7 separate regions of the Homo sapiens genome follow, and all the other regions are linked to region 7. Evidence: chromatin loops called from intact Hi-C (ENCODE). Cell type or tissue: PC-9. All regions are shown on one strand.

Region 1 (4,000 bases), 180 kb before region 7:
GCGGATCACTTGAGGTCAGGAGTCTGAGACCAGCCTGGCCAACATGGCGAAACCTCGTCTCTACTAAAAATACAAAATATTAGCCAGGCATGGTGGCAGGTGCCTGTAGTCTCACCTACTCAGGAGACTAAGGCATGAAAATCACTTGAACCCAGGAATTGGAGGTTGCAGTGAGCCGAGATCGTGCCACTGCACTCCAGCCTGGGCGACAGAACGAGGCTCCGTCCCCCAAAAAAGAACTGAAGCATTTAGAATCATAGTGGCAGTGGTGGTGGTGGTGATGGTGATGGTGATGGTGATAATGATGGTGATGGGATGGTGACGGTCATGGTGATTTTGGTAGTGGGAGTATTGGTGTGGCATTTCAGCAAATGTTGTTTTCATTTGTTTTAACCATCAGCCAAGGAACAAAGCAATCTGTCTCTTCAATATAGTTACACAGGTGACTAAGTGTCACCCGCTTCCACCTTCTCTAATCAAGGAAATGGTGACGATCAGGTTACTATAGATTCCTTATAAGGTGCCTTCATAATGGATAACTGTAGCCATTTTATGTAAGCATTGTCCTGTGATTAAAAAAAAAAAAAGATTCCAGTATGCTTTTGAAAAATGTGGGTGGGGGAGAGAGTTTTAATATGCTGCATTCAAGATTTGACCTATGGATTTAGATTCTAGCAATTCATGAGGTTGTCTTAATCTAAAGCTTTCTGGTGATAGATGTTTGAGAAGCTAGGATTATATTAACTAGTCATGTTGAAACTACAGATTTAACTTTAAAAAATTATTTTAAACTTACTATAATACCCATATTCCAATACACATTATTAATGTTAGCTATCATCTCACCATTTCCTTTTTTACTTATTTTCAATTTTTTTTGAAAATAAGTAGTTGACCTTTCTCTTTGAATCTTTACATCATTCAATCCCAAGATTCCTTATTGCATACTAATTTCCTGCCGCCAAGAAATCTCTGTTTCATGCCCTAAGCCAGAGTATGCCCATTTGCAGTGATTATGTTTCTCATAATCCAATTCATATTGTCCTTATTTAAAATGTACAATGTCTAGTCTCAACCTCATACCTGCAAAGATATCACAATATTTTTGTTAGCATGTTCCTTACCACAGTTCTTGGATTTCTACCAAAACAAAGTTTCTACAAAACTTCCTGTGGTCATCCTTCTTAGCCTTTGCTGCCCCAGTTTCCTTAATTCTTATTAAAGTTCTAGCTCATTTATCAGTGGATTAAGCAATGAACGGTAATTAACATTGTGGACCCATTCAAGGCTGTTTTGCCATCATTTTTTGGAATACCTTAAAAAGACTAAACTTTGTGATAGGCTGTATAAGAATGCAAAGGTAAAGAAATGCAGATGGGAGTGTAAGTGAAAACATGCAGTACTGACCTTCCTGATTGCTCATTACAGGAGACCAAGACACATTCCACCCCAGTGGGGGGTCCCATACCACTCATGGATCTGAATCAGATGGTGAGTTCAAAACTGCTTTAGTCATTTACTGTTATAATCATTGAGCCTAATGATGACTACCAACGAAGTATGAGTCAGTGTCTCCAGAGAAGTGGTTCTCAAACCTTCTTAGCATACATCACAATTGCAGGGAGGGCTTATTAAACCACAATGCTGGACCCCACCCTTAAGGTTCCTGATTCAGTAGGTCTGGGGTGGAGCCCAAGCATTTGCATTTCTAATCAGTTCCCTGGTAATACTGACACTGCTGGGACAGGGATTGCACTTTGAGAGCTACTGCTCTGGAGGAAAGCCTTGCATCTGAAAGCCTCAGGAAGAATTCAAGCAGTGTCCCAATTTAACCTTGCACTACACCAGAGTGATTAAGAGCTTGAGCTTTGTAGCAAAAATGGCCTGAGTTCGATTCCAGCCCTCCGCATATTAACTGAGCAAGATGCTTTAAAGGGTCTGAGACAACATTTCTCAACTAATAAACTTGGAATAATAACAATTGTCACAGGACATTGTTTCAAAGACTAAATGATAGAATACATGTAAAGCATTTAGCATAATCCTGGCACATGATATCATCACTGGTATTTGTTGGGAATTTACTGTGTGCCAGCAGCATCTTTCTAAACACTTTACATGTATTAGGTTGGGCCAAATGGAACTGCCATTATTGTAGGTCAAGAACAGGTCAATATCGGCCAGGCACGGTGGCTCACACCTGTAATCCCAGCACTTTAGGAGGCCGAGGCAGGTGGATCACGAGGTCAGGAGTTCGAGACCAGCCTGGCCAACCCTGTCTCTACTAAAAATACAAAAATTAGCCGGGCGTGGTCCTGCGCACCTGTAATCCCAGCTACTCAGGAGGCTGAGGCAGGAGAATTGCTCGGACCTGGCAGGCAGAGTTTGCAGTGAGCCAAGATTGCACCACTGCACTCCAGCCTGGGTGACAGAGCAAGACTCTGTCTCAAAAAAAACCAAAAAACAAAAAACAAAAAAACAGGTTAATATCAGCAAATTCATAGAGTTTATCTAGTATGAACTCATTCAGTCATCCTATAAACTCTGTGACATAGGTAAGTACTATTATTATCCCCATGTTACAGATGAGGAAACTAAGGCTCAGAGAAGGTAAGTAACTTGGCAGAGTTGACAGGACCAGAGAGTGATGGAGCCACCTTTCAAGCCTGGAGGGCCTTGTATTACTTCTCATAGCACAGTCTGGAGAAGGCATTCCATAATGACCATAATTACTCCCAGGCATGAATTCTTAAATAGACTCCTGTTTGTTGTGATTCAGATCACACCCCTACAAACCTTACCCCAGACTGCAAAAGTCTGACATGAGGTAGGTTTACTAATTACTTCTACTGCTGGGCTACTGGGAGGTTCTGCCAGTGCTGCCTTACTGTGGTCTCCCTGAACATCATAAATCCAGGTGACCCCATGTAAATGATTTAAGCCATATCAATTATTGTCTCCCCTTTTTATGCCCAAGTTTGAGTGAGGCTCACCATCAGATTTAAATGTTTACACATTGAAAACAAATATGAAGATGGATATTTACATGGTGGCTTCCACAATAACTCTCTATGGAGGAGCACTAGGAGGTAGGGATTCATTAGAAATGCTTCTGAAATAGAGACAGAAGTCACAGGTTCACTGGGGACTTTAGGCAGGGCACTTAACCTTTCCCAGACTCAGTTTCCTTGTTAGTAAAAAGGAGATCAAATCATCTGCCTCAGTTGCTTCCTAGAGTTATTGTGAGGAAGACAGGGTACCAGAAGTGTGAAAGTACTCTGAAAAAGTAGGGAGTTATTATTAAGGGGCATGATCTCTAAAACCAAGAGACCCCAGCCACTCTCTAAGTATGATTCTTTAACCATCAGAGTGGACATCACCTAGGAACTTGTTGGAAATGCAGAATCCTTGGCCAACCCAGACCTACTGAATCAGGATCTGCATTTTAACTACACTCTCCCACCCAGGTGGTTTATATGCACATTAAAATTTGGAAGCTTAGACTGTGCTAGACTGCTTTTCTCACCATTGAAGCCAATTGAACAATCTCTGTGCATATGTCTCAGATTACATGTCATCTCCCAACAGGAATATCAAGTGCTCCTCTTTGTGGAACTTGCTACTGTGGCCAGTCCTACCCTGGCTGGATTTGTAGACATCTAGGGCACAAGGCAAGACCTGCTATCTCACATCCATCTTCTGTGGCTTTTGCTTGAAGTGAGAATCAAGCAGACAGGAGCCAGTCTCTTTTGTTTGGCTTCTGAGCAGGTGTCTATTGTTCAAACAGGAGGTTTCATCTTGCTGCACGCACACCCAGATCTTTTCTTGCTGGGAGCACTTCTTCTTTTTTTTTTTTTTTAAATCAAAATAAAGTGATTATGATCCGTTAATGGCCTCTTTTTAAATATCAAAGGCTTCTATGAGTCAGAAAAGAAAAAAAAAAAAAAGAACAGTGAGAGTGACTGTACCTCCTGGGGAGTTTTCACGGCCAAAGATCTTC
Region 2 (4,000 bases), 810 kb before region 7:
TGTGAAGACCCTGGGGCTCACAGGACTCCCTCACCACGGGGCACAGTGTAAGAAGGTCCACGGTGAAAATGCAGTAGGAGGCAGTTACATCAGGCTCTGGATCGATGATATCAAGGAACAACCCAGGCTGAAGGAAAAGGCGTTTGTGTTTCAGGAAAGATGTATTGAGCCTCATCCATGCTCCAGACTTTGTTTAGGCCCTGGGTTACAGCATGGAATGGAATGAAACCCCTGTTCTTTAGTTTCTTACATGTTGAGTGGGTGAGACAGAAAGCAGCAATATGGTAAAGAGGGGGGAACAGGGGAAGAATGGTAGGAGATCAAGTTAGAGAGGGGAATGGGCTAGATCATGGAGCAACCGGGGCAAGATGTCAAGCCCTTGGAAGGTTTTGAGCAAGAGAGTGTTATGTTCTGACTTACGTCTTGAAACACTCTAGTTGCTGTACAAGGAGACCAGGTCAGAGGCTATTGCAGTTGTCCAGGTGAAGGTGGCCAGGTAGCGATGGAGGATGAGAAGTAGAAAATTCTGTGAAGGCAGAGCTGACAGGATTTACAGATGGATTGGCTCATGAGAGGAAAAGAGGGACTCACGGATGATGCCAAAGTTTTTGACCTGAGAAACTGGAAGAATGGAATTTCCACTTACTATGATGGGAGAGGTTGTGAAAGGATGACTTAGGGGTTGGAGAAAACCAGGAGTTTGGATATGGGCCTTAGATATTGCCATGCAGATGTTGAGTAGACAGCTGCACATATGAGTTGGGAGTGCAGAGGGAGAGGCTGGGGTTCTGGGTATCAGTATATGAATCATCTGTGTCCACATGGCATTTAAAGGCATGAGACCAGGTGACCCCCCTTATAGAAAGATTAGATCCAAAAGAGTAGTGGTCTGAGGACTGGGCTTTAGGCCCTGATGCTCAGAGGTGAGGACCCAGGAAAGGAGACACAGAGAATCCTCTTTGTCAGAGCATTACAAAAGGGCTATTTGGAAATAGTTCAGGTGGTGACTGGGTGAAAAGCCCTTCGAACAGCCTCAAGGACCCAGGCTGGTGGACTGCTGGCTGAGTCCTGTTGTGCCTCAGAGGATATTGTAATATTTGGAAAAATTTCTCCAAGTCAAATTTAAATTAACATGAATGTCATATGGCTTTTTGGTACGTCCTACAGTCAAGCAAATAACAATTGGATAGGGTAGCTGCAGGAAGACTGGGTGTCTCTACAGTGGTCAAGTTGGAAGAACAAAGAATGAGTGATTGATCTTTTGCTACTCCCCAAGGGGAGAAGCCACTGATAGCTTCCTTGGAAGCACTTTGTATCTCACCTGCCCCAGAGTAGATTAAATATTAAGTTTCCTCCCTTCTTTCAAGTCCTAGTGCTGCCATTGATAGTGCTGTGACTTCAGGAAAGTTGCTTAACTTTTCCAAACCTCTATTTCCTCATTACTAATGAGTAATAATTCCCACCATAGGGTGTTTATAAAGATTAAATAATTTTAAATATGTTGAAGCATGTAGTGAACTGCAAAGCAATATGCAAATATAAGAGGTGGAAATGACTATGCCTATAATTACGTGGCTCAATTTACACAATAATAGATTTTCACACTTTGCATAAATAATGAGGGTTTTTATACTCAAGTCACTGAACTTACTATCTTCAGGATCCAAAATCCCCAAACAGAAGGCATCCCCTACTGTTAGCTCAAATAGCTCTTGCTGGTTTAGAGAGTTAATGCAAGCCCCACTGCCTCCTGAGCTGGAAACATGAAACAGAAGTTTCAGTTCCCTAATCAATCCATTCTTTCTTCCTCTGGCTTCTGATAGGCCTCCTCCTTATCTTTGTAAACCCTGTAGCTGGTTGCTAGTTGAAAGTGCCTCTGATCTCCCTCTTCTGCCTCCCATGATGTTGATAAAAAGCACGAGGGCACATGCAGGATGAAAACGATCGTGGTCCTGCCAGCCTGAATTATTAAAGCATTTCAGTCCTAAGTATGAGGTGTGTATATGTTGGGGTGTGGAGTGAGTTGTGGAGATGAGAGACAGCTGAATTACATAAAGTTGAGAAGATCTGAGTTCTAGTCTTGAAATTCACAAGCCATCTCTATACAATAGTTCCGTTACTCAGTAAAGTAAAAGCATTGGATCTAAGCTTTAAGGACCCTTCTAGTTCTTTCTGATTGGAATTGTGTGACTTCATCTTTTGTGGGTTAGAAACTCATCACTCTGTCCAGTTATTTCTATATTATGCCACCAGATGGCAATGTTTCCTTAACCCCAAAGAAAGTTTTCATTCTGGTAAAAAGTCAAGTTTTGTTGCCAACTTTTCCCCCTCTGAACGTGCAAAAGAATGATTTTCCGAAGCTGTGGAGGAAAGAAAGAACTCTCCTTCTGAACATCTCAGGTGGTTTATGCTGGAAACAGACAGGACCCTGTTTAGAGAAGATCTCTCTTTTCTTCGTGGACTGGGAACTCCAGTTGGAATGATGTCTCCTGTGATTGCGTATGGTGGGAGGTGGGAGATGTTGGAATTGGCGTGTCCTCAGGAGGCTTGGGGGTGGGGGAGATGTGCCCTAGCTGGTGGGCCTGCATGAGCCCTGCAAAACTCTGACTTATAGAGGGGCATCAGATGCCAAGTTTTACCAGACCATGCAGAACTAGGAATTGCCAGATGCACTCATAGGGCAGCTAAAATGGTCCTGGCAGAATCAGACTCTTTCGCTCATAAAGGTCAGAGACGCAAGAAAGCGACATAAAGTCCAGCCCTTTTCTTGTGCAGATGGGGAAATTGAGGCCTAGAGCAGGTCAGCTGTCCTGATTCTATCTCCTTGCCAAGTTACTTTGTATTTAAACATTTCAAGTAGACTTTTCAATCATCTCATCTTGCTGTGTTCAGCTAGCGCACCTTGTTAAGCCTGTTGGCCTCCGGGCCTGCCAAGCCCCTGCATCTATACACACCAGGGCATGCTGCATGCGCTCAGTGAGACTTCAACAGCTGACTGATTCGTTCAAACCTATCAAACAGCAGACTTAGCTAGTTGGGGAGAAAAGTCATTTAAAGTAATTGCTTATTAATCTGCAAAACAAGTCTCATAGCAGGTTTTTATTTTATTTTATTTTTTTTTTTGCTTTTAACAACGATATAATAACAACAAACATTTGTTTAGTGTTTCCTGTGGACCAGGCTCTGTGTTAAGCACTTAACATCACTATATCATGCACTTTTGCTAATAAAGCTGTGAAATAGTTATTACTATTTCTGCTTTACAGCTGCAACAGAGACTCAGAGAGGTTAGGTAACTTGCCCCAGGTCACAGAGCTGGAAGGAGCAGAGCCAATATTCACACCCTGATTTGCGTAATTCCAGATTTGATCTTCTAGCTTCTATGCTGTGCTGCCTCTTCATGACAGTTTTTCTCATGTACAGGATCTGATGCAGAAACTTATCGGAGTTTCTTACCGGAGCACCAGTCACCTCTCATCATTTTCCTGTTTTGACGTGAAGGCTCAGTGATAGTGAGCAGGCTCAGGGTCTACAGAGTTGGTGATATCAGCATCACACAGGACATTCAGAATGTTGACTCCAGGGATGTTGAGAGATACTCCTGCACAAAGCTGCCAGCACCCGTGTCCAAGAAACACTCAGAATCTAGGTCTCCTTGTATATTTTCCCCACTACCTGCAAAGGTAAAGAGGAACAGGCAGTGCTGGGACCGAGGGAGCGACAGTCCTAATGGAAGCTAGTGTGTTGAGAGTCTCCTCTGTGTCATGCTCTGAGCGACATGTTTTATATGCACGATCTCATTTAGACCTTGTGACAGCATGTTGTAGCAAGGACCCCATCATCACAGGGGGCAAATGTCTGCAGTGCAGAAAGTCGTCCTGAAGAAATGGATGTCAGATAAAAACAGTCTTCATAAATCAATGATCCTGTTTTACCTCAAAAGTGCATGAAATGGAAATGGAAATATCTTGTGAAGATGTAGACAAATGACGGTCATTGC
Region 3 (4,000 bases), 740 kb before region 7:
CCCCACAGTTACACTATTTTGTCAGTTTTTAAGTCTAATTCCGATGACTCATCAGTGCTCTCTAATCAGTCAGAGCACCTGCATTTTATGAGTTACGTTCACTTTAGCTGCATTTGGTTAAGCTTGGATGCAACTGGGGCTATCCATGCTCCTTAACCAAGGTTACACTGGGTGAGAAGTTTGGGATGTTGGGAGTCTGGGAGAGGGGATTTCAGATTACCACCCCCACCTACAAATAGGTGCATTGGCGTGTACAGTGTGGGAAATGGTTGAAAGAGGATCTTATGGTTTCCCGTGATCTGAGTATGAACTTGTGGATCTCTTTGGGTCTATGAAATGGCACTTAGACATCAGTCACAAGTGATAGTGCCTCTCTCCTGGAATTAAATTTGGAGCAACTTCAGAAATGGGATTTAATTGGGTCTTTGTGAAAGAAATTAGTCTGCAACCCTTCCTTCCTCTTTTTTTCTGTTTTTGTTTTTGCTTTTGAGAACTGAAATAATGAAAGGTTTTGGTTTGAGGTTTTGTTTGGGTCAAGCCCCTTAAATGAGATGGGGCTGGGAGCCAATGTAAATGCTTCTGGAATTGAGATTAAGAGCTGAGGCCAGCATAGCTCTCGACTTCTCCTTCCCCCAGTGGTCCTTAGCATTATGTGTCACTTGAGGTATTTGTTAAAATTAGGGAATAGATCAAACACTGGCAAGGCTTGGCTGTGTATTTGCTATTCTGGGGGAACTGAGCCAACCGGGGTAAAATTTCTGTGGCAATCATTGCCACTCAGTCAAGACCATGGGGTTCAGGGCTGAGGAAACCTCCCAAGTCACACTCTGAGTTCCTCTGCGACTTCCTACAGTGTCATCTCCCACATCCTTCCATCCTTCCATCCTTCCATCCTTCCATCCTTCCATCCTTCCATCCTTCCACTTGGGTCTTTGACTTACGGCAAAAAATTCCAACTAAGAATAAAGCTGAACCAACCACTTCCTGAGCCTCAGGGGCTAGTAGGTCTTGAGGCACCCGGGAAACAAAAACATCATAGTTACAGCTCTGCTGCCCTGACAGCTGGGCCATCCTCTTTTCTACATCTTGACTTACACCTTCTAGAATCTCAAAATCAATAGGGGCCTTAGAGGCCAGTTTCTGCTTTTGCATTTGCAGTAGCAAGGAACTCGCTCTCTCCTGAGTCCACCGATTGTATTTTTCAATAGTCCTTCTTAAGATGGGCTCAGGAATCTTCTCTCCTTACCCTTCTGATCCTTGTTTGCTGCAGCTCCCCATTTCTATCCTGTGATTGTAACCCAGGCTGGAAAATGAGATCAATCACCCAGGCCCTAAAGAATCAATGCAGTCTCTGGGGTTGGTGTATTCATTGGGGTAATAGCCCTTCAGTAGGATAGTTAATTACAGCCTTATATGGGTCAGTTTCTTTCAGAATAGTTTATAGTCTCTACTGCATGGAAGCAGAACCCCGGAAAAACCTTGGTCATTTGCCTGAGTCTTTATTTTTCGAGCTCCCATGTAATTGAATGCAGTGAAATATCTTTCTATGTTTTAATGCTAGTTACCAGCTGAGCTAAGGCGAGGCCCAGCGTAAACTGATGCCCTCTGTGATAAACGCAGGTGGGGAAATAGGCTTTGTTTTGATTTCTCTGTCATCTGCCCATTTCATAAAATGCCCGCTGCCGGTGTCCTGTTCTGCTCGACAGTCCTCCAGCCTGTCATGCCAGCTCGGGCTTGATGTGTTTATCCACTGACTTGTTGAGCCTAAAGCTAGGGTGGCACGGTCTATTAGAACACTGAAATTTGTATATCCCGTAAAGAAATGGCTCACAGCTGAATCATATGCAAATGCTTCTAATCTTTGCTTCTTGCGAAGCAGCTTAGCTGAAGTCACGCTCTCTCACTTGCATCACAAACCTGTGGCTTGTTGCTGCCCCTGCCTGGACTGGATAGGACCTTGGCCTGGAGTGCCTGGGAGCCAAGCAAGAGAAAGCCAGGCTGGACAACTTCTCCAGGGCAAGCCATTATTTTATAAGAATGAATCACTTAACCACATGGCTAACTTCAAAGGTCTTGACTTTTATCCTAGGGCAGAAGAAGGACACATATTAAAGAGAGGTTAAAGATCAAAAGATATCAGTGGTAAAGCAGGCCAGTGATTCCACGGCTTACCCCTGCACACTGCAACAGGCAGAGAGGTCTGGAAGAAATTAGGTTCTTCTTTTGCCTTTGACTGCTTATTCCCCTTTATGATGATGGAAAGATTTTTATTTGGGGATTAAAAAAAGAACGTTCCTAGCTGGGTGGAGCCTAGCTTGGGTAAACGGCTGACAACTCAAAGAATATTTCCTCATGGTTTATCTAGTGTAGAGGTTTTAGAGTCCATGGACTGCTGCATGGGCCACAGCCCCCTGAAATTGTTGACAAAATTTCATGTGTACATATATGTGCATTTTTTTCTGAGGAGAGGGTCCAAGGTTTTCGTCTTATTCACAAAGGCACCTGAACTCTGAAGTAACTGATTCTAGATCAACTAGGAACCCACAAACAATAATTGAGGCCAATATACTGAGAGACTCTTGTATTTTTCTGAATTCAACTCCTGGCTCTGAAATAATGGCCCTGCATCCCTCCTGGATGTCATTTGAAAATGAGCTTTGCTTGTGGCCTGCTGGGTAAATGCCACTCTTTGTCTGCAGTACAACGTGGCCCTGTCAGAGTGATGTATCACTTGGAAACCGGGGTGGATGCCAGACCTGTCGCAATATTGTCACATCCTGATGGGATGTTGCAACCTCACCCTGCAACCTACAGGGAGGGAGAGTGAAGTCTCCTTGCATTTCCTGTGAATTTGTCCTCTCGGATTTCAGAGAAACCCAAGTCAGGTGCAGGCCCTGCTAGTGACAATGCCAGGAGAGAAATTCTTAACCAGGATGAGAGGTTTCTTGTTTACTGAGGTCTTATTAAATCCCTCTCTCCATCCTGCCATGACGTTTCGAGAAATTGCTGGGAACACTGAGTCTTGATTAGCTGGGTGATAAGATGGTTGAAAGGGCCCATGAACGTTGGGAAATATAGAATTGTCAGATTGAAATTATCTTTTCTACTAACAAGAGCATTACAGAAGTGAACCTGATTCTTGGCAAGAAAGGCTTGTGTGAAATCTGTTATGTGCAAAGGGAGATTATGTGCCGGCCACCATTTCTGGAAATGACATAGAATCATGGTTATGAGTAAAGCTTCTGGATTCAAACTGTTTGTGTTCATATCCTGGCTCCACATTCCAGCTGTGTGACTCTAGTCAAGTCATTTGACCCCTCTGTTTCTCAGATCCTCCACAGCTGAAAACTGTGGATCATATTAGTACCTGTGTCATAGAGTTATTGTGTGAATTAAATAAAGTGATTCATTTAAAGTGCTTAGTACAGTGCCTGGTACATAGTAAGTGCTCAATAAACAGTAGCTTTTTTTTCTTAACCAATTTAATTAGGAGCTAATGGCTGGCAGTTCATAGCTTTTTTGAATAATAGGCTTCTCCTGATAATTGAATGGATGCTGTGAACCCTCTCCCTTCATATATGGTTTCAGTCAGTCCAGGGGCCCTTGAAGGCCACACTGGGTCAGTGGACCCTAGTTTAGGAAGGGCACATGAAAGAGATCAGTTTTACTGGCCCAATTTCTTAAAATAATTGGCTTGTATTTAGGGACTACTTTGTATTAAAATTGGCTGATTTTTGAGTGTGAGAGTCTTTGTAAGATCTACTTTGGTCCTCCCAATACACACACACACACACACACACACATATACACACACACACTCACACTCACACACACACGGCTAGATCATTTAGTTTTCTTTCTGAGAAGAATTTTTATTTCCCAGGTCCGCCTCCATCATCTCCTCTTTGGTAATAGTCGCAGAGGTTGCCATAATGAGTCATTTGTTAAACTAATCTGTGTTTCCATAGTCCACTGTGGCCCTCTGTATTGAGCTTGGGCC
Region 4 (4,000 bases), 470 kb before region 7:
TAGTCATGAGAACACTGCTGAATAAGGTAAAGGAGAGAGTAAAAAGGGAACCTTCAAGTTTAGGCTGGGAAGGTGAAAGGAACCTGTGAATGCATCTCTCATTACTCCAAGAAGGAACTGTGATATTCTACAATATTGTGACATCTTACAATGTAATAGGATATTGTGATACATCTAGCCAGCTATCTGGATGCCTCCAGAATATACCCTCTTAATTGTTTCTATGCTGCCCATCAAAAATAAATAACTAACATTTTTGAGACTTATTCTTTGCCAAGTCCCATGTGTTACCTTCTTTCTTTCTTTCTATTTTTTTAGATGGAGCCTTACTCTGTCGCCCAGACTGGAGTGCAGTGGGGCGGTCTCGGCTCACTGCAACCTCTGCCTCCCGGTTTCAGGCCTCCCAAGTAGCTGGGACTATAGGCATGTGCCACCAAGCCTAATTTTTGTATTTTTAGTAAAGACGGGCTTTCACCATGTTGTCCAGGCTGGTCTTGAACTTCTGACCTAATGTGATCCACCCGCCTCAGCCTCCCAAAGTGCTGGGATTACAGGCATGAGCCACTGCTCCCGGCCTACCTTATTTCTTTACAAAAATCTATTTATGGCACCATTTTAGAGAAGAGGAAACAGACATAGATAGAATAAATAACTTGTAGGTGGTGGATCTGAAATTAGAGCCTAGGCAGTTTGATTCCAGTACCTATTCTCTAAATCACTGTGGTATTCTGCTTCTCCTTGAGTTTTTTTAAATTAAATATTTAAATAATAAAATATTTCATTTAGCACAATAGTACATGCATATAGTTTAAATAGTACTGAAAGGCTTGTAACAGTACAGTGGATCTCTGCCCCATCTCACCCAACTTTCCCAGTCTTCCTTAGAAGTAACTAGTTTTGTCTCTTAACTTTCTTCTGGCATTTGCCCATCTCTCTGTTTCTATTTTAGCCGTTTTCTGTGGATGACTGCCGGTCAGTGCCGCCCTCTGTTTTCCCTCCCCAGTGAAATTATTTTGTAATTCTTGGTCAAATATTCAGTGTTTACATTAAACAAATATTATGCACAATTGAGGATTGTCCCATATTTTGTTTGTTAGCTTTCTTTTTGCTGCAGTTATTGCTGCCCTTTAAATTTTTAGTTAGTTTTTTCTGTGATAATTTCTAATTTATCTCACGGTATGTAATAGCTTCTCCACACAGTTTTCTGTAATGTCAGCCACATCAGATACTTTCTCACTTAACTTATTTTTGCAGTTTTTATATATCCTCAGCTATGTAGATTGAACTTCAAGCTCTTCTTTTTGCCCTCTGCAGAGAAAACAAGCTTCAGTCTTCTGTTGAATGAGGGTAGGGTTGTTACCTACCACTGGATTAAGAGAGGGGATCCAGGTATCTAGCTACTTTTCAAACAGCAGCCACCCAAATCCTCCCTGGCTTAGGATACAGCTTTCTAGGGTCTCTTTAATTGATTATTACGTATCTATTTACTTTTCTGCTTCCAAAATTGTATGCTGTTATTCCTTTTCTCTGTGTCCTTGTGGGTTTCTGCTTAAAATTAACAAAAGCAAACAGCACATTTTTAAACTTAGTGTTAGTTAAGTTTGAAAGAGGAAGTAAGATTGGATAAATTTATTGTAGACATGTATGAAAATGTAGGTTATCAGAAATAAAAGAAATAAAAAGCCCTTATAGTAATATCACTAGCTAGAATGACTACTATTGTCATTTTGGAGTATTTCATTTCAATCTTTGTATGTGTACAAGCTGGGCAGGTAGTAATTGGATGATGCCATATACAGGTTTGAGCATCTCTAATCTGAAAATCTGACATCCAAAGCTTTTTGAGCACTGACATGATGCTCAGAGGTGATGCTCAAAGGAATGTTCATTGTAGCATTTGGGATTTTGGACTTTGAGATTAGGGATGCTCAACCAGTAAGAATAATGAATGCAAATATTCCAAAATCTGAAAAAATCTGAAATTAAGAACTCTTATAGTCCCAAACATTTCTGATAAGGCATACTCAACCTATATATTGCTTATGGGTTATCTTTTTTATGTTTGTTAGCATGCCAAGACCTGTAAATGCTGTTTTCACACAAACTGTTGTGCATTCATTTTCTGTTGTGGTCCATTGACATTTTCAGTCTATTTTTACTCCAGTACCACACCAAAATAACTATTTGAACAAAGAAGACTTATATGACAAACGATCCTTTAAAACAAAAAATACTATAACTGCCTTTATTCCAAGTGTTAATATTACTCTGTGCCTAGTGCTGATTTTTAAATTACTTTTACTTTATTCTGCCTTATTTCATCCAGCCTGCAGATGGCAGAATTGTTTCATTTGAACAGCAATTTTGAAGGCTCCGTTTTATTTAGTGTGTTCTGACATTGGAATGAGAAGTGATTAAATGAACAGTCTCTCTCCCTATTAGAGAAGAAGCAAATTAATGTTAGAGACAGGGAGCCACACTAAGAAAGTACTGGATAATTTACTTTTTCATTTGGTCTATCTTCATTTCATGATTTTTGCATGCTTGGATTATAAATGAACTAGAGCCTATAAATGAACTAGAGCATGATGTTTAAGCTGTACCATATGTAAACTGCTGAATTCCCTTAATTACTTTAGTCAGAGTAATGGAGCTTAAATCTGCTTCATATTAACCATAAAGCAGTTTGTTCTGCATTTGTATTTTAAGAGTTTGCTTGTATTAAATTTTTTTTTTAATCTAGAGACCTTTTAGCATTCATGAATCAATCATCAATTTAAAGCTTTGATATAATTGAGTTTGCTGAAGTATGAGCATTTTGTTCTTAGGATAAAAGAAATACTTTAGGGAAGAAGAAACTAGAATTAGATTAGTGTACCATATTTGAAATTGAAGTCAGAATTATGCTGTAGAAAAATTGGAAGAGCCCATTTGAGGAAATACAGGAATTGCTTAGAGGGATTACTGTAAAATTCAGTGATTGGTAAATTGCTCATGTAGCAGAAATGGCAGGGAAAACAGCAATAAGCTAAGCAAAAAATTTTAATGTATTGTGTCATTCTGTTGATGTAAAAAAAGAGTAAAATAGTTATGAGTCATGAGACTTTACTTTTAAAATCAGCAAGTTTAAATATAAAGTACTGGACCACATACATTACAATAGTCATTTAAAAATTTTTAAAAATGTTTTGTAACTGCTGTGGAAGGGTAGACTTCACAAGCCAATTAGATATAATTTGCTAGCTTTATAAGAAGGAGCAGAACACTGAAGTGACTACAAAACGTTAAATTTTAACTAAATTTTGAGAACTTTGTGAATACTAATTGAAAAACTTGTGTAATGAGTGCAGCAAACTACTTACCTGTAGTTGTGGGAAACTAATACTAGGAAACGTAATTGGTGCATATCTTAAGGCCTTCTTAATTTGACAAGAGAATGGTAGAATGTACAGCTTACTGGAATAAGGAGGGAGTCTGCATATAAGTTCAAATGCAAATTAATTAATATTAGGTAAAGGATAAAATTCCATTCCAAGGAGTCTAGAAAAGTCTACACTATCTTAGTAGAGTTGACAGCAGCCATAAAGGGCAGATATTAATTATGTGCAGGCCTGTCACTTCAAGTTTATCTTACGATTGTGTAATTACTTTCCCATCAGAAAAATACGTCTGGAAAAGATACCATATAGTGTTCTAATCAAAAGAGGGTATGCTAGAATGAAATATGTACTTTTATTAACACATTAATGCTTATGAAATGATTTTTCTAGCATGAAAGCCTGAGGATAGATTAGTTAGAATAACTACAAAATATATTGCACATTTAACTCTCCGTAATAAGCGAGTGTAATCTATCAAGAGATAGTATTGAATAATGGAGATGTCCAAAATATCTTTCTTTGGTTTTTGTCACCTTCATTTCAGAGTAAAGATAATGATCTACTACAGAATTTTTGTATTATCATAATTCAGATAAGCAATTTCAATTCATTTCATGAAG
Region 5 (4,000 bases), 97 kb before region 7:
AAATTATGAACATACTTGAGAGAAAGACTATGGGGAGAATGAAGTCCCTAGATAAGGCTTCCAGCAGGGGTCAGGGAGTCAGGAAAGGATGCTGTAATTGTAAGATCTATACAGACTTGCAATTGTGCCTGGAGCAAACACTTTCCTGGATTAAAGAAAAAATGTGAAGAGTAGATGAGACACATATATATGAATACTACATAAGACATGGAGCTCGTCTCACCACTTATTAGTTATTAATATGTGACCATGGTTAGTGGCTTATTCCCATTTTACAGATATGTATGTCAAGGCTCAGAGCGGCTAACTCCAACCTCATGGAGATGCTGTGGGGATTAAATTTTTGAGCATGCATATATGTGTGCTGCTAAAAACCCCTCTCGCATCTCTGTCAGTACCATTAATTCTCTGAGTCCCGACAAAGGCATTCCTTGTAGGTTCTGTTTTCACACATGTACCCCATGTCCTCTCATCACTCATGCTTAGTAAGCCTGAGTTAGTGATGCTTTCTAGAACATCTCATGGGATACCCAATTGCAAGATGATTTTATAGCAACATATTCTCTCAAGAGGAACCTAATCCTGAAGGAACTGATCTGTAACTGACACAAATTAGTTAAACTAACATTAGCATAGCTGCTCTCTTCCCATATGAGAATCTAGCCTGAAGGTCCTACTTTTCCTTTCCGTGGGGTGCAGGCTGGTCAAGTCTGAGGACTGCTTCCCTAGACATTAGGGAGTCTGAGACAAACCTGTGCTCATGTCATTAAACCCTTAGCTCTCCCGCCATTTTATATTCTGCTGGTGTGTCCATAGTCACATCTTATAAATTATCAAGGTAGTCTCAGGGACCAGCACTTCATTCATTGAGACTGTAAATAAGCAGAATGAACCTTCCTATAAAGCCAAAAAGCATTTATCTTCATAAAACAAGAGATCAATTCTTTCCCAAGCACCAAGCACCCTTTAAAGATGTCCAGAAAAATACAAATATAAGCTGTTTGGGGTGCCATTCAATTTTCCTTCTCTCCTGGGACGAGCAATTTGTAGAATGGAGAGAAAATGCTTTCAAGGCTCTTTGCCAAAAAAAGACTAGCTATAGAGTCTCCTGGAGAATGCATTTGGGCCACAGACAGATGGACTAGAGAGAGGTAACAGTTTACCTCTGGGGCACTTAGCCAGCTGAGAAAAGCATGAGCTCCCATTGTAAATGGAGAGTGTTAATCAAAGGCCAGAAAGTGAAGTGTTAGGGTTTATAAATATGGCAAGAAGAAGCCCTTGCTAATCCAAACACCTTGATCTCTGGGAATAGGATGAGCATTAAGTAGAAGAAGGTAAGAACGTTTGTTCTATGAAGTCTTTCAGGGCCATTACTTTCTTGTGCCTATTTTTATTTTATTTATTTTTTATTTTATTTTTATATTTTGAGACAGAGTCTTGCTCTGTTAGCCAGGCTGGAGCTCAGTGGCACCATCATTGCTTGCTGTAACCTTGACCTCCTGGGCTCAAGCAATCCTTTCACCTCAGCCTCCTGAGTAGCTAAGACTACAGGTGTTTGCCACCATTCTCAGCTAATTTTTGTTTATTTTTATTTTTGTAGGAGGTCTCACTATTTTGCTCAGCTGGTCTCAAATTCCTAGCCTCAAGCAAACCTCCCACATCAGCCTCCCAGAGCACTAGGATTATAGGTGTGGCCGACCAACTGCACCCATTTTTAAAACAAACAACTTAGGCCTTCACTCCGAAACTGGGACTTCTGGGTTCCTGGGTTTCCATATCAATGAATTACCTAATTGAAAATAACATTCCATGGAAAAGGATGGGCAAATGCCCAGCACCCAAGGCCACCACTCAAAGCTTCTGAGATGAAGCCAGCAATCAAAACCACAAATCAAAGTGCATAAAGAGGCTGAGGGCTCCACGGAGAGTTCTGAAGCCAAATAATGCCCAGTGATTGTTGGTCCATTTTCCACATGAGAAGGACATGGCTGGAGAGCCTGGGGAGAGGGAATGGCTCCCATGCTGTTCTTAGGCTGTTCCTGTTCTCTGTTTTCAGGGCCACAGATTCATCCAGGACTGGCCTGTGGAGTCTTTTTCTTACTACTGTATCCATTCTAGCCTCCACCTACTTTGTCTTTCAGCCCTTGCCAGCCTAAGATGCCCCTCACAGGGCTCCACAAACACACTCATCTACAGCAGGCAAGCTACCTAGAATTCAGTCGGTGTCCAGGTGCCAGAAACCACCAGCTTCCTGTTAACAATTCCCTGGCTTACCCTGGGCTTACCTGAGCTTACCTGGATTCCCTGGGCTTACCACATACCTATGGAGTCAGAATGTCCTGGAGCTGGCCTTGGGGCATTTATATTTTAAACAAGCTCCCCAGGTAATTCTGATCTGTTTGAAAACCAGTATTTCAAGAAACAAAAATCTTAACTGCAACTGATGAAACGCAGATATTACTTGGTGACCTTCTGGAAACCATTTACCTTAGCTCCAACTACTTCAGGATCTTTGAGGTCTTAACTCACTGGAATAATTCATTTGGGACTTTCAGGCCTGGGACAGATGATGAGACAGACACTTGGAGTGGAGGTAAGCTGAGGGACTTTCTCAGCCCTGCTGTGGAGCACCTCTGGTTCTGTCCCACACGTTTCCAATAGCTTGTCAATAGACCTAAACACACATTCCAAGAGTTGCTGAAAGGTGCTGTCTGTGCTCAGAAAGTATCACAAATCTTCATCTTTCCCAATCCATTTAGGGATAGGAGTTCCAGCTACCCAAAGAGTGATTTTTGTTAAAAGTTACCATTTGTGGATTAGAACTTTTCATCAAGACAGAGTGAAAAGCAGTTAGTATAGCCTCCAGGTTTATTATTCCTCCAGAGACTTCCTTTTGCAAGGAAATGAAATTCCAACCCATCAAGGTGGCCTGCAGGACCCTGGAGGATCTGCCTCCTGCCCACCTCTCCAACTTGACTTCCTTTTGCCCCCTTTCACCAACCACACTGCAGCCTCTCTAGACCTTTGTTCTGACCCTCAAAAGGCTTTCCCTGCCACTTCTTCCTCTTGGAATATTCTCCCCTCAGTTCTTCACCAGGTTGCTTGGCTCACTCTGCAGGTCTTCATTAAAGGTCACCTTTCCAGACAGCACCACGTGGGCCATCACTTCTACCCCCATCACTATCTCTCGCTATTGCACGGCACTTATTACTATTCGAATTAATAATAAGTGCTACAAAGACAATTTGCTACCATTTGCTCCCTTTTGGCTTTCCCTCTCTCCCTTTCCTAGAATGTAAGCTCCACAAGGGCCAGAACCTTTCTCTGTCTTATTCACCATTATCTCACCAGTACCTAAAATCATTGCCTGCACAGAATAGAATATTTATTGAATGAAAAAAAAAATGGATGGATTGACAAAGATTCTTTGTTTGACCAAACTTCAGTTAGGCGTCTGAACCTTCTTCTGGCCTCTTCTGGGCTCTTTGCTAAACCTTCCTTATAAAATCCGGTTTAGCAAAAAACTCATCTAAGTCAGGTTAGCAAGAACCTCCATCCTCAAAATCTGATCACCCTCAAATCTGATCAGGTTCTTCATCCTCTCCTGGACGATGTTTGGTCACCCTGTGGCCTTCAGCTAGAATCCTGTGGGGTTGGTTTAGCCAAAATACTCCTTACCCCCGAGCATCCACTGCCCCCACCTTGCTCCATGGCTATAAATTCCCACTTACCCATGTTGTACTTGCAAGTGAGCCCAATCTCTCTCCCCCACTCCAAAATCCCGTTGCTGTGGTCCCTGTGCTCATTGCAATGATCCTGAATAAAATCTGCCTTACTGTGTTTTAACACGTGTCATTGAATAGTTTTTTATTTAACAGTGTGGATGGATGGTGGTTTATTGGAAAAAGGAATTGGAAGAGTAGGCAGAGATTTTACTTCTCACTTTATGTTTTTATAGGGGTGAGATTATGAAACATTTTACTTTCTGTTTAAGTTTTTC
Region 6 (4,000 bases), 150 kb before region 7:
TCGTCACCTCCAGGAAGTTGTCTTGCCCCACCCCTATCCAGGATGAGCTCATTTTCCCCTCTGTGGGTATAACTCTTACCTTGTCCATATGTCATTGTAGTTCTTACTTTGCAATTTCATTAATCCGCCCATGAACCTGTCTGTTCTACTATATGATGAGGTGTGAGGGTACGGAGAAATTCATTATGGTCCCCCAAACCAGGTAAGTAGAAAGTGGTAGAACCAGGGATAGAGCTCAGCTCTCTCCAAAGTCTCTGGCTTAACATGCCTGAATTGTCTATTGTCAGAAGTTTGGTAAACTGAATTTGCTGAAGTTAAGACATCATCTCCAAATGTTGCAAACCAGGTCAGTATTCCAGAGCTCCCTGTGCCTGGTGGAGCCAAAGGAGGCTTTCAGAAACCACTGAAAAGATTTGGGGATGAGTACACTCACCATTTAGACCACATTGGCAATGGAATTAATTTAGGAAACCATAAACAACTTCATAGATGCTGTGCTTATTGGAAAGGGAAGAATCAGTCATGTGTAAATGTGATTTTTGCTGTGATGCCCGGGGCAAAGGCTCAGTGGAGAAGAAAGTCTGGCTGGGCATCCTGGCCTCAAGCCCCATTTCTTGCCTGTGTTGACACCTGGTCTTGAACACCAGTAGTTTGCCTGTCAGGGCCGCCCATAACCCGGCTCCTCAATCCTGCCCCATTAGGCTTCCAGACTGCTGATCTCATTACGTGGTGACTACTGTTTTCCAGAAGTCTTGTCTAAACCACTTCCTCCTTCCTCTCTCCCGAAAGAGGAATAATAAACCTCAGAAGAGGAGGCTAAGGTTTAGCTTTTAAAAGGTGATATTTAAAACAAGACTCTCAGTTCAAATTCAACCTCTGCCATTTACTTATGTATAACCTTACACGAATTATTGAACAGTTCTGTGCCTCGGTTTCCTCATCGGTAAAGCAGGAATAATAATCTCTACCGGAAAGAATGCTGGGGGGTTAAATGAGATAATATCTGTAAAATGATGGAATATAGTAGACGCATATAGGTTTCCTTCCCTCATTTCTGCTATCTTAATCACTTTTGTGTGAATACACAGTAGGGGTCTAGAAAGAATATGAACCATGATTTGGGAGAAGTCAGAGGTGTTCCAAAAATTTCTGAACCTCTCCCAAACCCTTTTAAGCACTGGGGTCTGAAAAGCCTACCCTCTCCCACCCTAAGATTTCCAAATAGTATCAAAAAGAAGAAGAGATTCCCACTCCTGTTTTCTGGGGAAGGGTGGAATATGCAGGTTTATTATTGCCAACATCTATAACACAAAGGCTCTGCCAGAGCCAACCTTCAAGGTGACCCCTAGATAGGGAGAGAGAAGAAATGAGATTGAAATTTCAAGGGCCTAGCTCTGGAGATTCTGAAGATCCTTGACCTTGGGAACTCACCCATGCAGAAGTGGAGAGACAGGTTTTCAATAATAAAGGCTAAGGGCTTCAAATTTCAGCTTGGGTTACTAGAGTTCAGTGAGAGATTTACTTTTTATTTTCGCCTCTTCTAGGATTCTTTAAATCTCATTAAGAAATGAAGAGAGAAATGTGAAGAAAAGCTGTCAGAGGGGTAAACTGTCAGAGGGATGCAAAGAAGAGTAAGATTTCAAACAATTGTTCTGAAAGAAAGTTAGTAGCTATTTAATAAGGACTGTCTATGCATATAGCAGATATTTAAATCATAATAAGTATAAAGTAAACTCAAAAGCGTCTCAATAAGGACAGCATCTCTCTTCCAAACCTCAATGGGTTTTGCTGGCTGCACTTCCAGGGCAAGTTGTCTTGGCCACACTTTACTTCTCTTCCACTCTCTCAATCCCTTTCACTGGGCTTGGAGGCACAGCAACTCAGAACTACAAAGTCTGGTCTGGGCAGCAGAGTCATTGGCTGCGCTGTACTCTCCCTCAGGGCAGTGGCAAGCTGGGACCTCTCTCAATAGGCAAGGGACCTCCGACTCCCTGTTTTAGATCACTTCCCCCTTGGACAAAATTTAGACCTTTGTGTAAAAGCTGACTGAGAAAAGTGCAATGTGTTCATCTGTCAAGCCAAGGATGAGAGTAATGAAAATTTTCCCATCAAGGTTCACGTCCTTTGCAGAAACTTCGTTTTCAACCATCTTGTTGGCCTTCTCTGCCCTGTTGATAATGCGCCCCCTAGTGGATGCTTTACAACATGCCCTTTGTCTTCGTAGAAACTGAGTCCTTCCGCCTGACTTCCGTTCTCGAATCCTCAAGGTAAAACCAGAAAGAAGAGGGTGAAGGTGGGCATCCTTGCACTCAAGGCTTAGTGGGGAGTGGGAATGGGAATGGAACTGGGTTGCCTGAGTTGGGACAAACGGTTGGGGAATAACTGATGGTCCACGTTTTCTTTTTAAACTACATTTTGTGTTTTGAAAAGGATTTATAGATCATGAAAAGAAGGAAACATTCATTAGTTGCAATTTAAACGTCATTTACTGAATATCTACTATATGCCAGGCATTGCGCCATTGCTGCGCTACAGATCCTTGTCTGAAGGACACAGATAATTGTAGCCAAGAACCTGCTATGACAGAGGGATAGATAGAATATTGATCTATAATGGCTGAAATTGAGCATTTGCTATCTACTTGGGCACTGTCTTAAGCATGTTGCATGTGTTAACTAAATTAAGTTATTTAACCTCTCTGTGGTTTAACAGGTAATCGTAGAACATAGCTTACAGAGTTATCAGAACTAAACAAGATAATACCTGAAAGATCTTAAAACAGTGCCTGGTACAGACATGCTAAAATAAGAAAACGGAAATGATACTCTGCACAACCTTGTGAGATGAAGTACCATATTATGTTGCATCTACAGATGGGGAAACTAAGGCAGAGGAAGCATAGTCACTCTGCTAGTAACTGGCAGAGCAGTCTGCCAATGTAAACAGCCCAGACCTAGAACATGCTCTCTTAACTCCTATGCCACACTGCTTCTGCCTGAACATACTGACTCTTTTAACAGGAATAGTTTTCATTTCAGTTCTTAAAGAAGGCTGGCATCAAAATTAGTGAGCTATTAAACAAGTGTCAAAATTATTGGGGACTGTAAATCACTTTATGTCTATTAGTTGATTCTAAGTGTGGCACAGATTACTTGTTCATTTGATGTTTGAGGAAAAGTTTAATAATATGCCAAACTTTGGTTCTCAGTTTTCATTTACAAAGAAGCTCTTGGCTAAAGAAATTTCCTAAAAGAATCTAGGACTACTCAAACAAGAGACTGGCTTATTTTCTGCCTTTTATTGTTCCTTAAAAAGAATTCAACATTAAAAATACAAAAGTAATTGTCTACTTCATTTCTGTAGAAAGGTAGACAATAAGACATCCATTTTCTAGAAAATTCTTTATTCCCAGAAATTTTATGCTAGAAATGTTTTCTGTTCCAAAAAATATCATCTAATCTCGTTGATGAACCACACAAAGGGATTACATTTTAAGTCTTATCATTGTGACTGAATGAACTGAGACTTCCCCTCTGCCTCCAGGGTTTAGGGAAGTACGACTTGGACAAGATATTCTTTATTGTCAAATAACAATGAGGTGTCTGATAAACTATCTCAGAGGCAAGGTGGGAGAATGCTCTTTTAGCATAATAAGTCCAGGGTATTTAATTCTGCTAGTAAGAGTGTCAAAATGAGTAGGAGAAAATGGTTTATGTCATACAGGTTAGAACAGAGAGTTTCTGAAAGAAATTAATCCTGGAGGTGGTGAGATGTGCTTGATTTTAGGTAACCCAGGGGAAACCCAGTGTGGTAGTATCTTTTTGATGCTGCCCACCACTCCCCTCTCCACCCCCGCCTCCCCACCGCCAAGCTCCCAGAGACAAGCTCTCACCCTTGTGGACTCAAGTTATCCCTTCTCCCAGTGGAGCAACTATCACTTGAAGGAGGACAAAAGCAGTTGGCATCCAACGTGGAAGGCTAGGAAAGCTGAGGGGACCGA
Region 7 (4,000 bases):
CTTTCTTGACCCACTAAATTGGTTTTGGCCTGCAGTTTGAGAAGCAATATTGAGGTTACGTTTTACTGACCACTCGAAATGTGACCAGTGCAAAATGAGATGTGTCATAAGTTTAAAATACCAGCAGAGTTTGAAAATATTACCAAAAAATAAAATGTACCATCTCATTAAGGAATTTTTCATATTAGTTACATGTTGAAGCAATCATAACTTGGATATATTGAGGTAAGTAAAATCTATTCTTTTTTTTTTTTTTTTTCTTGAGATGGAGTTTCACTCTTATCACCCAGGCTGGAGTGCAATGGCACAATCTTGGCTCACTGCAACTTCCGCCTCCCTGGTTCAAGCGATTCTCCTGCCTCAGTCTCCAAAGTAGCTGGGAGTACAGGCATCAGCCCCCACACCCAGCTAATTTTTGTATTTTTAGTAGAGAAAGGGTTTCTCCATGTTGGCCAGGCTGGTCTGGAACTCCTGACCTCAAGTGATCTGCCCGCCTCGGCCTCCGATGGTGCTGAGCTTACAGGTGTGAGCCACCACGCCCGGGCATAAAATCTATTCTTAAAACTAATTTCACCTGTTTCTCTTTCCTTTTATAGTGTGGCTACAAGAAAATCTAGTATTCTATCTGTGGCCTCTGCTATATTTCTGTTGGATGGGGATGATCACGAGCAGGGTCAGTCAACCATGGTCCACAGGTCAAATCCAGCTTGCCATCTATTTTTGTAAATAAACTTTTATTGGAACACAGCCTTGCTCGCTTATTTACATACTGTCCGTGGCTGCTTTTGTGATGCAATGGCAGAGTTGACTCATTATGATACAGACTGTATGGCTCACAAAGCCTACAATATGCACTATCTGGCTCTTTGCAGAAAAACTTTGTGAACCCCTAAAAGAGCATTGGGTGCTTATAATCTGCCAGTCACAATTCTGTGAGAGTTTTATGACCCTGTTTTACCAATGAGGCTCTGGGCGATTAAGTAATTTGCCTGAGGCCACCCACCTGGGCAAGAAGTCACAGAGCTGGGATTTGAACCATTGCCAGTCTGACCACAAAGCCTGTGCTATCATCTCTACCCTGTGTGTACCTTCCCATACACCCTCCAAAACCCTTCTTACCTAGGTACAGCGCTGAATTCTACCACTGTAGCAGGGAGAACCAATCAGCCCACCTGACCGTCAACCAGTCTAGAAGGAAATGGGAACAGGTTTGGTTGGGGAAGAAGGGATCTCCTCAGGGAATTTAAAGGTTGTTAACTGCTGTTTTAGTTTTAGGACAAATTACCTGCCTTCTAACTGCCATGCAAACAAATACCGCTCAGGTGTGACCAAAATTTAAGCATCTTAAGTCTCCGCTCTCTTCAGTTAGGAATTTTCATTAAAACAGCTTGCCTTTCACTTTCAACCCTCAAACCTAAGGACTTCAAATACTAGATTTGGTAACTCTGGATATCCAAAGTCACTTTGGGGGAAAAAGGAGCGTAGGAAAGATTGCAAATATTTAGCAGGGCTATTTTTGAATCTCTTGATTTAGGCTAGAAGTCCAATGCGCTATCCATTGCACCACAGAGCCTGCTTGCAAGCAGGGCTATTTTTAAGTGAAAAAGCTAATAACAAAATAGTTTGCAGAATGATACCTTATCTTGATAAATAAATAAAAATCACCCTTATCGTCCCATTCCATGTGTTTGTGCACGTGTGTGTGTGTGTTTTGAATATTATTCTCACAGGGTATTTGGAATTCTTTTTGCTTACACATACTTTTAAGTGTTTGTACAATTAAAAAAATGCATTGCTTGCGTAAGTTTTTGTTTCCTGGTTTAAGGTGCACATTTTTGGTTTTATTTTCTAAGTACATTGCTGAGCTTTCGCTGATTTCTACATAGGAAGACACAGAGAATGTGAACTCACCCAGATACAGAGGAAAATCAGGGTCTTTCAGGACTCGGACGGGGAGGGCATCCAGCAAAAGTAGGGCTGCAGCGCCCCCATGTGTCCAGGGCGGTGGAAGTCACCAGGAGTAGGCGGAGGAAGCCGGCTTCTGACATTTGGGGGAAGGGGACCTGCCTTCTCTATTGCGAATACTATTGGGAATTCCCAGAGTCAATCAGCAGTTAAATGCTTACTGAGTTTCTTATTCATACTCCATCTTGCCAGACCAGAAATCTGAGAGAGCTGGAGCTCCCAAGGCCCACCCTTTGGCTGCCTAAATTAAGACTCCCGGGGTTCCCACACTCTTTTTCCCAATGGCAGTGGAGGGTCTTGGGAAAACTGTCTGGAGGGAATGCCCCGAGTCCTCCTCCCAGTATCTGTTCAGGCTTGGCACCCTTAGGACCTCCCCTTCTGGAAGATTCAGCAGTGCATGTGTATGCTTGGAGAGGGAGGGTGGATAAATGTGGCATGAATCTATTTGGAAGGTTTTATACATCTTGAAGTCTCAACTTTAGGTGTTTCAGGGGGGTATTAAGCACACCAGGGCTTAAATCATAGAATATTTCAAAATAGCCACCTTTTTCCAAGCACCTATATACCTATATGTTCCAGCACTGGTCAAATGACAGATGACTATCGTTACAACCGTCCAAGATAGGTGCTATCATACCTACTTTATGGTGGGAGTCTATGAGGAACCTGAAGCTCTGAGAGGCCAAGTCATTAATCCAGTAAGTATCTGGTCCTAGATTCAAACATCTCTATCCTCCTTCTTGGTGCCAGGTGTCCCATGTGAAGGTTTGGGTCAGAGTGTGGTGCTAGCAGGTGGCAGAAGCCCAAGATGCATCATCACCCAGGGTCTCGGGCTGCTGGCCTCCATGCAGCTGCCAGATGTGGCTGTATCTGTCTTCCAGAGGGCTGTCCTTAACGCCTAGCAGAGCAGCAGCCTCTCTGTAAGGATCTGTTTAATGCATGAATGGCACCGCATTTTATTGCAGCTTGAGCTGGTCCCAGGAGACTCTCCTGATTTCTAAAGCTGCCACTTTGAAGACACAGGCCAGCCCAGCTCCTGACTTCTCCCCACAGTGAATGCAGGAGGCTCTTCCCCGGTCATTTTAAAGCTAGATGGCTGCAGGTGACCCATAGCACCCATATCCCCCAGTGTGTGGCATCTGACACCCCCCTCTTCACTTCTTTCCACTGCCTATTGTCCTGAGCAGAGATGGCAAAACAATTCTAAACTGGTGTTCATTGCTAAACCTTTAATTGAATTAGGATTTGGCAACGGGCAATAGGCATTCAGACAAAATGTGAAAGGATGTTTTACAAATGTGGGAAAAAAGTCACCAACCACTTTTCCTCCCAGCTTTGAACATTTCCTTCAGTGATTTTTGTCTCCCCCCATCCCCAAAATAGCCAAATAAAAATTTATAAAAATCAATAAAGCAAGTGTCTTAATGGTGGTTTGCTCAAAATGCTCTGGTTTTAAAGAATGGGAGAGAATAGAGACTCCCTTTTATCACTCTGGGCTTCTTTCACCCTTTTCCTCTTCTTCCCTGTGGCTTTCTGCTGGTGAGAATGGCTAAAGAAGGTCCCACGGCCCTTGAAGCTCTTCTGTAACCATGATGGAGCATTCTCCAGTCCCCTCCTAAAGGAAAAAGACTGATCTGTTCAACTGAGCCCTTCCTTCCTCCCTTGGCAATTTTCAAGCTCCCTCCTTTCTATCACCTCCTTTTGCCCCAGCCCTTGAACAAACCCCAGCCCCAACCCTAGGGTCTAACTTTTTTTTTAAGTAAACTCCTCCTACCCACCCACCAGCTACAGGCAGCAGGGGAGTCCTGGTTTTCTCATGATGTTGCAGCAAAGGCCTGAGGTCCACACTCTGTCTCCCACGTGCCTTCAGCCACGTGTGGAGGGATCAAAGACACATCAAAACGGGTCTCCAAAGCCTCAACCTGCTGCTCAGTCACCACCGGGATCTGCCCCATTGCTCTGGGTGGCTGTGATGTTGGTGTCCACAGATGGGGGGACACACCAATTTGGCAGCCTGAGCCTGCTGGAGTGAAAG

The links. Peaks named below come from ENCODE experiments on the same cell type or tissue, not always from the same donor. Only the 100,000 strongest peaks of a DNase experiment are listed, where the experiment ranks them.
Region 1: it touches region 7 in a loop (4-fold over the local background); 4 of 110 quality-filtered maps call a loop at or near these places.
Region 2: a loop joins it to region 7, with 8 times the contacts of the local background. A loop is called at or near these places in 77 of 110 quality-filtered maps.
Region 3: a loop joins it to region 7, with 6 times the contacts of the local background. A loop is called at or near these places in 2 of 110 quality-filtered maps.
Region 4: a loop joins it to region 7, with 17 times the contacts of the local background. A loop is called at or near these places in 102 of 110 quality-filtered maps.
Region 5: a loop joins it to region 7, with 7 times the contacts of the local background. A loop is called at or near these places in 12 of 110 quality-filtered maps.
Region 6: a loop joins it to region 7, with 8 times the contacts of the local background. A loop is called at or near these places in 41 of 110 quality-filtered maps.

Annotation. Positions count from the first base shown.
Region 1 is chr11:35,213,424-35,217,423 of GRCh38, forward strand. CD44 (CD44 molecule (IN blood group)) reads left to right here. Exons shown (of 18, transcript NM_000610.4): 15 at 1,429-1,491. CD44-AS1 (CD44 antisense RNA 1) reads right to left here and starts at 1,587. Exons shown (of 2, transcript NR_174965.1): 1 at 1,408-1,587. RefSeq lists enhancers at 817-2,016, 3,524-4,000. In PC-9, no CTCF peak of the experiment used is centred here; a DNase peak (open chromatin) is centred at 1,508; H3K27ac peaks cover 3,814 bases.
Region 2 is chr11:34,584,159-34,588,158 of GRCh38, forward strand. No RefSeq gene overlaps it. Among named protein-coding and RNA genes, the nearest start is that of LINC02707, 15 kb to the left of the region's middle. In PC-9, CTCF peaks have their summits at 2,255 (motif pointing right) and 2,454; a DNase peak (open chromatin) is centred at 2,243; H3K27ac peaks cover 870 bases.
Region 3 is chr11:34,652,276-34,656,275 of GRCh38, forward strand. The region is part of intron 6 of EHF (ETS homologous factor); the gene reads left to right. Among named protein-coding and RNA genes, the nearest start is that of EHF, 33 kb to the left of the region's middle. In PC-9, a CTCF peak has its summit at 1,932; DNase peaks (open chromatin) are centred at 46, 1,846, 2,776 and 3,276; H3K4me3 peaks cover 1,978 bases; H3K27ac peaks cover 4,000 bases.
Region 4 is chr11:34,923,945-34,927,944 of GRCh38, forward strand. The region is part of intron 1 of PDHX (pyruvate dehydrogenase complex component X); the gene reads left to right. Among named protein-coding and RNA genes, the nearest start is that of PDHX, 9.3 kb to the left of the region's middle. In PC-9, CTCF peaks have their summits at 2,338 (motif pointing right) and 2,540; a DNase peak (open chromatin) is centred at 2,347.
Region 5 is chr11:35,293,640-35,297,639 of GRCh38, forward strand. The region is part of intron 6 of SLC1A2 (solute carrier family 1 member 2); the gene reads right to left. Among named protein-coding and RNA genes, the nearest start is that of SLC1A2-AS1, 14 kb to the left of the region's middle. RefSeq lists an enhancer at 1,767-2,268. In PC-9, no CTCF peak of the experiment used is centred here; a DNase peak (open chromatin) is centred at 2,332; H3K27ac peaks cover 1,649 bases.
Region 6 is chr11:35,236,128-35,240,127 of GRCh38, forward strand. No RefSeq gene overlaps it. Among named protein-coding and RNA genes, the nearest start is that of CD44-AS1, 23 kb to the left of the region's middle. RefSeq lists enhancers at 1,905-1,974, 1,985-2,054. In PC-9, CTCF peaks have their summits at 2,200 (motif pointing left) and 2,404; no DNase peak of the experiment used is centred here; H3K27ac peaks cover 305 bases.
Region 7 is chr11:35,390,421-35,394,420 of GRCh38, forward strand. All of the region lies in intron 1 of SLC1A2 (solute carrier family 1 member 2), which reads right to left. Among named protein-coding and RNA genes, the nearest start is that of SLC1A2-AS2, 27 kb to the right of the region's middle. In PC-9, CTCF peaks have their summits at 1,975 (motif pointing left) and 2,175; DNase peaks (open chromatin) are centred at 891 and 1,831; H3K4me3 peaks cover 1,275 bases; H3K27ac peaks cover 1,999 bases.